Linked DNA regions of Mus musculus: region 2 is linked to region 1. A link is a loop called in an ENCODE intact Hi-C map of the cell type or tissue named here. Cell type or tissue: left cerebral cortex. All regions are shown on one strand. Links, peaks and the distances in the headings refer to the core of each region. The heading gives the core; the rest is flanking DNA. Region 1 overlaps Mia3 (melanoma inhibitory activity 3). Region 2 overlaps Brox (BRO1 domain and CAAX motif containing).

Region 1 (10,152 bases), core at 5,575-8,074:
TGTACTGCTAATTCTTTCTGGTAGTTCTAGGGTTAACGTTGGAACCATCTCAGAATAACTATGGATTTGAAAATGTGTTTACAGTATCTTTTAAACTGTATCATTTAGGAACAGTTGAGTCAGATGTCAAGATGTTGCGGGATAACTGCTGCTTTCCTGACCACCCGTTGTGAGACCTTAAGACCCCGTACCTCTCCTTAGTATGCAAAAATCTGGAAAGACTGTCTATTTTTTTTTAATATAGGTAGATAGGATTGCCATTTATTTCCTATTTAGATATACAGTCATTCATCCATATGAAAATATGCAGGTCACTAGTTTATTTTGAATGGACTATTTACTTTTGGTGTAACAAGGCATAAATAAAACTTTGAAAGCACATGATGGATGGTTGTTACACAGAGCATTAGGACTCATGAGGGGCTTTCTGTGGGTTAGACATGCCATATACTTTAATATTCACATGTCAGTGACCTCACCACACCATTCAATATACTTGCTTTTTCAAGTAAATAACCACAAGGAAGATGTCTTAAACTTGTCCTTCAAGAGATCTAGTCTTGGCTTTCATTCAGCACCTACTAGGCCACTGTTTACTAGATGGAGCTTAATAAAAACTGTATTTCAGGTTCAACCTGAAAAAAAATCCACAACCAAATTAATCTTGATTGGGTAGTTCCAACTGCTAAAATCATCCCATCTATAATAGCTCTAGGGGGAGGAGATTTTTGCCTTAAATTAGCTCACTCTCCCACTCAGGCTTTGAGTTGTAGGTCCCCAGGCTGTAAGCTCCTGGGGCAAGAGTTGTAGCTGTCATGGAAGGGTCTAAGGTACTTGGCAGTACTCTGTACCTGGGGAGTACTCAGTACATTTTGTTTGATATTGCTGACTAGACATAAAAATTAATTCCTTAAAACCTATTATTATTAAAACGTAGCAAAGACTGTACATTGTCCTTTCTCATTTCTTACAGATCATAAAAGACAAATAGCAAGGTGGTAATTTTCTGTGCTACAGCACTGATCATTCACACAGCATGGCATATATGAACCACAAATGCCTGCCGTCAGGGTTAATAAAGCACTTTAGTGGAACATGATATTAAAAACTAAAGCTCGCCAGGCACTGGTGGTGCACATCTTTAATCCCAGCACTCGGGAGGCAGAGGCAGGCAGATTTCTGAGTTTGAGGCTAGCCTGGTCTACAGAGTGTGTTCCAGGACAGCCAGGGCTACACAGAGAAACCCTGTCTTGAAAAAAAACCAACTAACCAAAAAAAAAAAAAAAAAATTAAAGCTCAGCTTTAAATCAGACCCGAATGACAAGATTGTCTTAAAGCAGTGAACACAAAAGCACTCCCCACTTCACAAGTTGAGTTTCCGTTGTACTGAGCAATAGCCTTGTCTCTAGCACAGATGCTTTCAAGGTGAGGTGTGGCTCCTTCCTAAAGAGCTTTAGCTATTCAACAGAGAAACAGCGGGAGGGGACTTCTGAAACAAGAACTTTTAAATGGAAGAGTCCGACTCAACTGAGGTATCCTGTCCTCTGTGCCATCCGTAGACAGACAGGCTTCTGTAGCACAGGCCTCGTCAGATGGGGCTGAGGAAAGGCAGTAATCGACTGGCTCAGAGGGCACAGAAATGCTACAACTGAGGGTTCTACACATATTTCTGATGATTTTTATGATGATAGAATAACTAAAGGCCTTTAGAGGGAATATCCTAATTTTGAATATTAAAAAAAAAGGTTTACCTTTACTATTTGTCTTCTTAGCTTGTATAATTTTTATTTTATATGCCTTCTAAATTTAGGTTAGTCAAGATAGCTGAGGCAGGAGGATAGCAAGTTTGATCAAGCCTGGACTATATAGGTGAGACCTTATCTTTAAAAAAAAAAAAGGTAAAAATTATAAACTATATTTTTACTATTTTGTGTCCCAAGATTGACAGATACTTTCAAGAAGTTGTGTTTGCAATTTAATATTATTTTTATATGGTTAAAAATGGCATGTGTGGCTAAAGAGATGGTTCAGGAGTTAAAAAGCACTTTTTGATCTTGCAGAGAACCGGGGTTCAGTTCCCAGCACCCACATGATGGCTCACAACTGCCTGTAACTCCAGTTATGGGGATCTAGTGCCCTCTTCTGGCCCCATGGGTACCAGACACAACACATGTTGCACATACATACATGCAAGCATGCAAGCAAAATGCATGTGCATAGCATAGAAAATAAAGTTTCAAATTATATATACTCTCCTGTGCATTTTCTTATAAAATCTTGTGTAATTCTGGATTGGGGTCAGGCAGGCTGAACTCTTACTCCCTTGGACCTCCTGCATTCAGAGAACCTGTCTTTGTATGTCTTCAGTCATCGAAGATTTTATTTCACATTGAAGCTTTTGCTCATTTTTTTCAAAATCTCCAGTGGATTTAACTTCCCAGCAGTGGCATGATGTGCCCTTGGTTTCAGTCATTGCTTCACAGGACTTTAGAGAGTGCAGTGTCACAGTGAGCTGTTTTCACTTGTTATAGCTTTAATTACTGCAGCTTACACGGCTGCAGCAATTCACCTCGCTCACAACAGCCGTGTTACTGAGCTCAGCCCGTAGTTCAGGATGTACACTGGTTTTCTGATCTTTCTGCCTTATGGCAGCTTCCTGATTCTTTGCCATACTCCTTGAAAATCAGCTGCAAGGTGATATGAGAGAAAACAGAATAGACATTTCTAAAAAGAAATGATCTTACAGTCATGGCATATGATTTTTATCTTGTTAGTCACCCTTAGCGAAAGAATGGTTTTAAAAGCAACAAAATACCAGGTCGAATAATTTTATGTCAATTTTTTCCCCACACGTGCTGCAGCATGTGTGTGTGTGTGTAGGTCGTGGGAAGTGGTTCTCTTCACTAGGTGGGTCCAAGGAGTCAAACTCAAGCTGTCAGGCTTGGCAATAAGTGTCTTTACCTGCTGAACCATCTTATTGGCCCAAATAATTTTTTTTTTCTTTCAGTTTTTGAGACAGATTCTATGTAGCTCTGGCTGTCCTGGAACTCAGATATATGCCTGCCTTTGCCTCTCAGGTGCTGGGATTAAAGATGTGAGCCACCACACCCACTCCAAATAATTCTTGATAGTAGTACAAATTCATTCATTCTCAAGCTATGAGCACCAAGAAAGGGCAGTCATCTAGAATGAGTGGGGCCTCTGGCTTATTTGAAAGCAGAGAGGGGGTTGGAGAGATGGCTCAGCGGTTAAGAGCACTGACTGTTCTTCCAAAGGTCCCGAGTTCAAATCCCAGCAATCACATGGTGGCTCACAACCATCTGCAATGAGATCTGGCGCCCTCTTATGGTGTGTCTGAAGACAGCTACACTGTACTCATATATAATAAATAAATAAATCTTTTTTTAAAACAAGAAAAGAAGAGGAAAAAAAGAAGAGGAAATTCCTGGTAGAGCTCACTGATGACTTTGAAGGAGAACTCAACATTGTCACATGGGATGTACACAGCCCACCACTGTAGTTCCAGAAGTATAGTTGTCAGGTTTCCCAAATGATGCATGTCTCAGAGCAACCCAAAGAATCAGCAGACACTGGGAAACAGTAATAAACCAAGTTTATGAACTATTACTACAAAGAACTTTAGCAACGGGACAGTTTATGATCCTTGAGTAAACTTTTCTTTTTAGCGTAACAGTCTTTGAGACACAAATGGAGCTGTAAACACCTTGCTCAAATCAGCTGGCATACACTACACCAAGGCCATGGAAATACGTGTTCTTAAAGCATTTCCACAGGAAATGTTCATACTTGATATTCTAAATCATTTAGCAATCATTACATATGCTACATGAACTAAACACAGGTATTCTTTATTGCACATTTCAAAGTTTGAAGGATATTCTAGCTTAAGAGGTGATTTTTTTTTTTTTTTTACTTAGAAGGGAAAATAATATATTTTTGTTTGGCTCAAAAATGCAAACTGCCAAGGCAGCTTAGTACTAAAAACAATCTTTGTAAAACAAACTTAGATTTTGATGCCAACGAAATCCTTTGCTGTAATGAATAACGCACTGTCCACTTCCTCTCTGACTCATCGATAGAGGTCAAAGTCAGGGGGTGGGCTTTGAAGCCTGTGAGCGGTCCTGGACACTGCTTGGAGAGGCAGGTTTGGCTTCCTCTCTCGGGCCTGAAGGCAGTGAGTCTCTTACAGCAGGTGGTGGTGGTGGGTATTCCTGAGGACCATGGGTTGGAGGTGGTAATCGGGTACCAGGAATAAAGAACTCTCTTGGACCGAGTGAACCTGGAGGTCTAAATGGTGTATGTCCTGGTAAAAATTCCCGAGGATCAAGAGGCAGGTCCCGTTTCCCAGGCAGAACACCTGGTGCATATTCTCTTACGCCTAGTGGTGGATGCATGCCTGGAACTAGAAAAAAAAAAAGCCATTTAAATACCAAGTAACATATTTAAATGAGCAACCATTCCAAGTAGATGAACTCAAGTTGATCTTCATTCATTAGGTTTGCATTGTGTTCTCTGTAACACCTCTTTTCTATCTAGCTAGTCGCACTGAGAATGGAGTTTTCCCTCTTCCATCTCTATTCTTACGTCTCTGTTACAGAGGATGGATGGCAAGCTTTATGTTCTAGGACATGTATATCTGTAACCTACAGAGTGTCACGGCATGAGTCGTCCATCTTTTCTACATAATATGTAGCCACTGCTGTTCAAGTGCACTGCAGATGGAACATTGCTGGCTTTCTTAGATGACCCCTTTCCTTGTCTAGCCATGCGCAGCTGAGCTTAGGTGTGAGATTAGATAGCACCTATGTGTGCTCAGAAAAGTGGGGGTAGGTTACAGTGTACTCTTAGCTTTAGTCTCAGTCGGGAAGTTCTATGATAGCAACTACTTTAGCAAGGAACAGAAAAGATGAATATGTTTTACAAGTAAGTTAAGACTATCCAAATTATCATACCAAATGGTGGAGGAAGTGGGCGAGGCCCAAAAGGCCCACCACATAGCTGGGGAGGTGGTCCATATCGTATGGGTGGTGGCACTGGGCCTCCCATGAGAGGCACCCCTGGAAATGGAGGCGGCCCTTTGGGAGCCATATTAACCTGCAGGAAAGAAGTAATTAAAGTCTGGAAATGCTTTAACATGACAAAGTATCAACTGTAAACTGGCACTGTCCAAAAAACTGTCAGTGTAACACTACCTCACCCCATATTGCCAGTGACAACCCAGAGAGGTTAGAAGGATGCTGCAAGCAGTGACTAGGATCCTGCCATACACACTGCAGTCTGTATCAAAAGAGTGCTCTCAAATCTCTCATGACTATAATTCCAGATTAAGAATATAGGGAACATTGGGATATAATGCATGTAGAAAAATTAAAACAAAAGATATGCAGTTATAACTAAATTTTTAAAAAAAGAATACAAACAACATTAAAAATGTGTATCTATACAGTGACTACCACCATTTCAGGGTTCAGTGGGCCTTTGCTACATTATTCAAATGTTCATTCATATCTTCCAGTCTGTGTGAGTATCTTGCTTTAAAGACTGAGCAAGCACAGGCAAGAAGAGTTCAGCTGATTTACTGGAGGTTATACTGAAAGAGGGTAAGCTGGAATTCAAAGGCCAGCTCTAAGGCTGTACCTGCTCCCTCCCTCTATAATTTAAGTCTCTAGTCTCTGAAGTCTTCTGGAAAGGCACTTAGGGCTCATCCAGACTGGCTTTGGATAAAAAGACTTCTCAAGAGGTTCCCATCCCTGGAACCCTGCGCTGGAACTTCACAGTGTTAGCAGCACAGTGGTATTTATGTACATTATTAGGAAGACGAAGCCCCAGTAAGGACCTCCACTGGGTAGCATCACTGCACACTGCTGACAGGAGTCCCTTTCTGTGTTAACACAGTGAGCGCAGCAGGCTCAGCACCTGCTCAGCACTAGCCACGCGTCTCAGAGCACGCACTTCTGTGGACAGTGCTCAGGACAGGTTTCTGTTTGTAAACAGTCTGATTTCATAGAATTCAGAACAGTTTTCCAGGTATACAAATGCAGGGGTTTTTAGCAGCATAGTTCTAGGCAGATAATGAAAACAAATCATGTGATTTACTGTGAGTTATTTCACTCAGAGCTTTCAGCAAAAAGTACACAAGTGCTCTAACTTGGTAATTTAACACAACAGGAAAAAGGACATCAACAACCAACTACTGACTCAGTGATACCCCACAGTCACTGGAGTAATGCTGCATCTCAAAGAGTCAACAAGGTGAGTAGCATGCATTATAAGCTGTCTATGGACAGACCAAGCAGAGTCAAAGGGCACTCCAGTCCTCAATCTAAACACTTACTGCTACTGGATGCCCAGCTAAAGGGGCCATGCTGGAAGCTGAGGGGCCTTCGGGCTCTTGAGGAACAGTTTGCTTTTAAAGAAACAAATAGTCAAATAAGAGATGAGGAGGAGCCCGACCAGAAGGAGCTGCTCATCTGCCTGTCTGCCTGAGAGCTTACCTTGCCCTCATCCACGGCCTTAGCGGGAGAAGAGCTCCTGGAGCTGCTGTTCACCACAGGAGCGGGACCCGGGTCTGTGAGAGGCCAGAGAACTGACTTAGACTGGCTCTGGCTGGTACACTGACAACAATCAAAGCCCCACATGCACGAGACTCGGAAATTACTTAGGCCCCTTACCAGAAGCAGAGTGTTTGCCAGATGCCTCTGATGGCCATCGAGGGCGAGGTAAATGCCTGTCCAGTGACCCTTGAGAAAGAAACAACAGAGCCATTGGCATGTCGTTCTCAGAGGGAATAAACCTGTTGTGAACAGGGCTCAACTAGAAATGAGCATTACAAATAGATCTCCTTCTGGATAGGCAGCATATGCCTGCAGTCCCAAAGAGGAGCCTCAATAGACAGGTCACAGTTTATGAAAAGACCTCAAGTATTAAAACAAGAATTGCCTCCATTTTTGTAAATTTAAAATTCTTTTCCTTTATTTTATATGTATGGGTATTCCGCCTGCACATATGTTTGGTTCCATGTGTGCAGTACCCATAGAGGCCAGAGAGGGTGTCAGATCTCCTAGGACTGGAGTTACAGGTGGCTGTGAACTGCCATGTGGGTGCTGAGAACTGAACTCAGGTCCTCTGGAAGAGGAGCATGTGCTGCTAAACAACCAAGCCACCACTCTAGCTCTAGGAATTGCCCTCGTTTTAAAGCTCAGCACTGAACTTTATATTGAGAATACTGGTGCTTCAAGCTAAAGATTTAATAGCACTGTACTGGCAGAATTTTCCAGTCTGACTCCTAATCTTTCTAAGCATCAGACAGAATTAGAGTAAGATGACATTTCATATTCACAGTTAAACTTTAAAGAATATATAACTCTTAAGCAATGTGGGGGCCTCTAGGAGAATATAAATCTTTCTGTCCTGCAGAAGAGCTTACAGTGACCCATTTCTCTATGAGGATTGACTAAGACATATTTTCTATTGACAGACCTAAATTCTAACACGGCAAGTACACACTCAATGTACTGTAGTGCAAAGGAGTACGTCAGTGCTCACCAAATTCACTTCTAGGAGTGTCTCTTCGACTGAGTGTGGCAGAGAGAGGTCTCCCAGGCGGCTCTGCTGGTAGGGGAGGGGAGCATTCCCCACCACTCACAGGGGATGGGCCAAAAGAGCCATTCTGGCTCAGCAGACCTGAAGACAGCAATGCCTGGTTACCACTCTATGTCAGCCCCTTCCCTCCAGTAAGATCGGGAGTCTTTCTAGGGCATCAGACCTAACACGGAAGTAAAATTTAATTCACACACATTCCACACCAGAATCCTGCTGCCATGTGCAGAGCGCTCCCTACCTCGCCGGGGAGGGTTCTGTGTGTTCGGTCTTCCTGGCATCGGCTTTACAATCACGGGCTCATCTTGCCTCATTGCCATCTTTTGAGTCATTTCCAGTAATCTTGAATATTGAGAAACAATGGACTTGAAATAGCAATCAATTCCTTATTAGATACCAACTAGCACTCAAGCACCATAAAAGCACTCAAAATCAGATATCAAAATTCCGTACTTGTGCCTTAAGTTAGCAGCTTCTCTCTTCTCCTCTGCCATGGCTCTCTCTGCAGCACGAGCTTTGAGCTATTGAAGATATTGAAGAAAAAGGTATTGTGATTCGGGTGTGAAAGGCTGTGCACAAAAAAAAAAAAAAAAAGAAAAAAAAAGAAAAAAGAAAAAATCCTTACCCAATTATCATGAGCTTTCTTCTCATGAGCAGCAATCTGAAAAGATAACACACCGATTACACAGTCACTGTTCTTCATAATGCCCATTTTAACATGTATTAGCGATCCAAAAAGAAAAAAGAAAGCTGCAGCTGATGTAGTCTAATATAGTTTGTACCTGGTTTTTAAATGAACGTTCTGTTTTCTGTAATTCTTCTTCCATTTCTTCGATTCGCCGCCTAAGAATTACATTTGGCATTATCAATTAAAACACTAGATAAAACTTGCACAATCCACTCTTGCTTGCTTGCTCTTCCCTTCTTGCTCCGGCTCAGAGCTTCTTGTCCCCTTGCCCTTCCCTCTCTTTCCTATTCCCTTTCCCCTCTGTCCACGTGCTCATGGCCAGCCTCTTCTTCTCTTCTCTCTCTCTCTCTCTCTCTCTCTCTCTGCCTTTCTCTGCCTCTGCTACCCTCTTAACTCCCCTCGCATACCCTGAATAAACTCTATTCTATACTATTAAAAAAAAATTGGGACAATCCAACAATGTTCCCTTAACTCTGAATAGCTACAGTATTAAAGATACCACCAGACATACAAAAACTTGTTTTAAATAGATTTAGTCAAAGTACAGTAAAATCAAAATGAAAAAAAAAAAATTCCCTGTCACTTCATGGCTAGAGATTCTTAGATTATCATTTCCTTAATGGTCTTCAAGATATTTTCATGACAGCCTGCTATGAATATTTGCTTCTACACAAAGATACAAGTGTTTCTTCTTTCTTCTAATTGACAGGAAATTAAACAGACTACTGGCTCCTGAGTGATTATTCATCAAGTGGAATAATCATGGCAGTGATTTTCACATAGCAAACTGCTTTCATTAAAGAATCACCCTAATATAGTGGTTTTCAACCCTGTGGGCTGCAATCCCTCTGGCAAACCTCTATCAAAAAATATTTATATTATGCTTCATAACAATAGCAAAATTACAGTTATGAAGTAGCAATGAAAATAGTTTTACGGTTAGGGTCACCACAACATGAGGAACTGTATTAAAGGGTTGGAGCATTGGGAAGGTTGGGAAGGGGATATATAAAATTCCTCCCCACCCTGCTGCCCCAGAGCCATCTGCAGGAAACAAGGGCCTTTATAGTCCTATTAGTGTGTGGGCTAAATAAATTTATCATTTTTCATCTATGAAATTTTCCCCCGGTGACTGAATGGACTCACATCCCCACCTCCCTCACTATTCTGTGCTGTTCTCTTGTGCACATTTTCTCCCATTTAGAAAGCAAGCAGAGCCCTGTGCAGAGCCCTGTGCAGAGCCCTGTGCAGTGCCTGTGCAGAGCCCTGTGCAGAGCCTGGACTTACTTGTACGTTTTCACTTCCTCTGCAGCCAGAACCACCTTCTCATCGGCCGCCGTGAGCCTCTGCTCTCTGTCTTGCCGCTCATACTCTTCTTGACTCAGTTTCCTAGGAGGAAACCAGTTACAGGTCAGTGTCCTTCCTTCCCGCAGCTGGCTCTTGTCCAACTGTCCTTTCCTATCCTTCACTGTTAGTTGTTGGTTCACTGGGTATTTTGTTTTGGTTTTGTTTGTTTCTCTGCCTAGCCCTGGCTACTCTGGAATGCGTTCTGTAGATCAGGCTGTCCTGGAACTCAAAATCTGCCCGCCTCTGTCTCTCAAGTTCTGGCATTAAAGGTGTGTGCCACAAGCACCCTGCTCCCTATACTTCCTTCCCTTAATGCCCAGACAAATGAAATCATACAAAGTTTTCAAATTTTCCCTTATATCTAAGAAGTCAAACTCTGACCTCTTGGCAAGCCAGAAGTCATTTACAATGTGTCCCACAATTTCCTCTAATAATAAAACCACCATAAAAATCACTGTGCTTGGGGGCTGGTGAGATGGCTCAGTGGTTAAGAGCAC
Region 2 (2,500 bases), core at 1-2,500, 45 kb before region 1:
GGGAAGTTCAGTCATAATAGCAAAGACAACCTGATGATCTGTTGCAAATTTTCATAGTTTTTCTTTTTCAAATAAATTTTACTGTAACAATTTATAGCAAATATAAACACAGAAAGAGGACACTGATTTTGAGTATCTTTAAATAACTAGCCAATTATTAGCCAAGCACACAGAAATTCTATAAAATAGCATGACATAAGGAAAAACACTTTCAAAGCACTCCAGTTTGAAATACAGCTAAAAAAAAGCTTGGGAAATGACTTTCCTGGTTTTTGTAACTGAAAGATGAAGACTTCAATGTAAGTTAATGATTGGAAGAAGAAAAACAGTAAGCACAAAACAAGAGGAAAGATGAGTTAAAGAATCAATGTTTGGGGCCAGAGCAATGGCTCACAGTTAAGAACACATCTTGCTCTTTCAGAGGAACCAAGTTCAGTTCCCATCATGCATTTTGGAAGGATTCTGGGGATCTGGTGTCCTCTTTGACCTCCAAAGGCACCTGCATACATAACGTAGCCCTACACATGCACATGCGCATGCCTAACAATAAACCTTAAAGAAAGAAAACCCAAAGATTAACATTAATGCTGTCAAAAAAAGTATGCGTTTAAGGAGCGTTAGCTAGAAGGAACTTTCCTCTGCTGACAGCAAAGGAGATGATAAAGATAATAACCCTGAAACCTAATACGGCTTAATCTAAGAATTAGAATCCAATATAAATATTCTTAAAAACAAACAGAAGACACCTTACAGTATTTAGGATACCTTCCTGAGCCTCGGCCTGGCACTGGATGATGTAAGCATCGATGAGCCGAGCCTCCAAGTCCCGCCCCTTTTCTGCTGGTGTAAGAAGTTTGGGGATATGACTTTCCTAGAGAGAAAGAACAGAAACACTATTGTCAAGGGGAAAAAGATACAACTTAGAGATAGGACATTCAGATTACAGACTCACTGGGAACCTAAGTGGACAGACCAAGCTGCAGCTGTGAGCACACAGGCAAGGTGAGTCCTGCGTATTCAAAGTGAAGTGAAAACTAATGATGGAAAGAAAATAACCAAAATTCTACATCTAATTCAGGCTGAAAAGACACCATAAAGCTGGCTCCAAGAGGTCCTCAGTGGTCAGTAGTTGTAACCAGAAGGAATCAGGTGGGCAGTCTCACAGGAAGACACGTTTCCTCAGAGTTCCCATCCCATCTTTAAGCTACCTGACACAGTAAGCACGCACTGACCGGCTGGCCAGGGAGAGACCTGGCGCGCACCGTCAGCCGGTTCTGTGGAATTGTGACTGCTCCTCGCAACTGCAGAGAGCAATGCGCAACAGCACAGGCACTGATTATCTGTTTTGCTTTCACCTAGCGTGAAGGACTGAAGAGGAAGCAGAATATTACAACTTAACACTTCTCGTTATGAATTAGCAGAGAGCTACTAACACTCAGTGCTTGGCTGTAGCCCATCTATAAGGCCGTTAGTATATAACAAGCAGGTAGCGCAGACATAAGCATTCACATCTGCACACAGCCTCCTAAGACTGCATCCATGCTGAGTCTGAACGGACAGTTCCCTGAACAATACAGAAGAACAAGTACTCACGGAGCACTACACTGTGCTAGACAAGAGATGATTTCAGTATACAGGATGTGCACGGCTTACATGCAGAGACCCCCATCATTTTGGAAAAGACACTTATGTATCTGGTCTTTGCTATGGAGATGTGGAAGGGGCAGTCTGTTCTTGAACCAACGCCCTGCAGTCACTGGAGAGACTGAACTACCTCCTGTGACACAATGGCGTTACTAATCCCTCCAGACAGTTCAAGAATTAACGCCCCTCCTCCTCTCCCCCTTACTGTACCTTTAAATGTTTAAAAATCCCAGCTGCAATTTTTAGGCTTCGGTGAACTTCTTTTGCTTCATCTTCTGTTATGCTTTAAGACAGTAAAGTTAGTTAGATGATGAATCTTATTTCTGGAACTAAAAGCCAATGTGTTATCAGAACACAGAGGCTGAAGAGATGGCTCCGGGGCTAAGAACACTTATGGCTCTTGCCCGAGACTTGGGTTCAGTCCCCAGCACCCACATCAGGCGGCTTACACTGCCTTTGACTCTAGCTAGAGATGGCCCCATGGATGTGCACGAACCCACACACGGACACATCATTTAAACGCATCAGAAAAACAAAGTAGTTATTTGTCTTGTTATTTTCTTATTTAAAAAAAAAATCTAACTTGATATTAAAAAATAAAAATCACATAAAACATATCCCAAGACTCTGTGGATGAATAGAGACCTTGCCTAGAAATGCTAAATGATCTTATTTTCTTTCCAGATTGTTCTGTCATAAACAAATACAAATTATTATGAACTTAACACACATGGTAGCTATAGGCACTGGTCATTTGTATCATTTTACATCAGCAACCATGATTCATTTTCAATGGCTGTATATTATTATGGATGGATGAATCATAACTAATTGGCCAGTTTCCTAATTCTGTATC

What was found. A loop is a pair of places that touch in the nucleus more often than their neighbours do. Peaks named below come from ENCODE experiments on the same cell type or tissue, not always from the same donor. Only the 100,000 strongest peaks of a DNase experiment are listed, where the experiment ranks them.
Region 2: a loop joins it to region 1, with 2.9 times the contacts of the local background. A loop is called at or near these places in 8 of 42 quality-filtered maps.

What each region holds. Positions count from the first base shown.
Region 1 is chr1:183,323,231-183,333,382 of GRCm38, forward strand. It overlaps Mia3 (melanoma inhibitory activity 3), which reads right to left. Exons shown (of 26, transcript NM_177389.3): 17 at 9,596-9,697; 18 at 8,403-8,463; 19 at 8,246-8,281; 20 at 8,074-8,141; 21 at 7,862-7,962; 22 at 7,567-7,704; 23 at 6,693-6,761; 24 at 6,516-6,589; 25 at 4,974-5,115; 26 at 3,006-4,423. The coding sequence ends at 4,110. Aida (axin interactor, dorsalization associated) reads left to right here. Exons shown (of 10, transcript NM_181732.4): 10 at 1-1,271. Among named protein-coding and RNA genes, the nearest start is that of Gm34102, 17 kb to the right of the region's middle. In left cerebral cortex, for the core only: a CTCF peak has its summit at 7,022; no DNase peak of the experiment used is centred there.
Region 2 is chr1:183,284,272-183,286,771 of GRCm38, forward strand. Brox (BRO1 domain and CAAX motif containing) reads right to left here. Exons shown (of 14, transcript NM_027861.4): 7 at 1,855-1,927; 8 at 766-871. Among named protein-coding and RNA genes, the nearest start is that of Fam177b, 9.8 kb to the left of the region's middle. In left cerebral cortex, for the core only: no CTCF peak of the experiment used is centred there; a DNase peak (open chromatin) is centred at 1,268.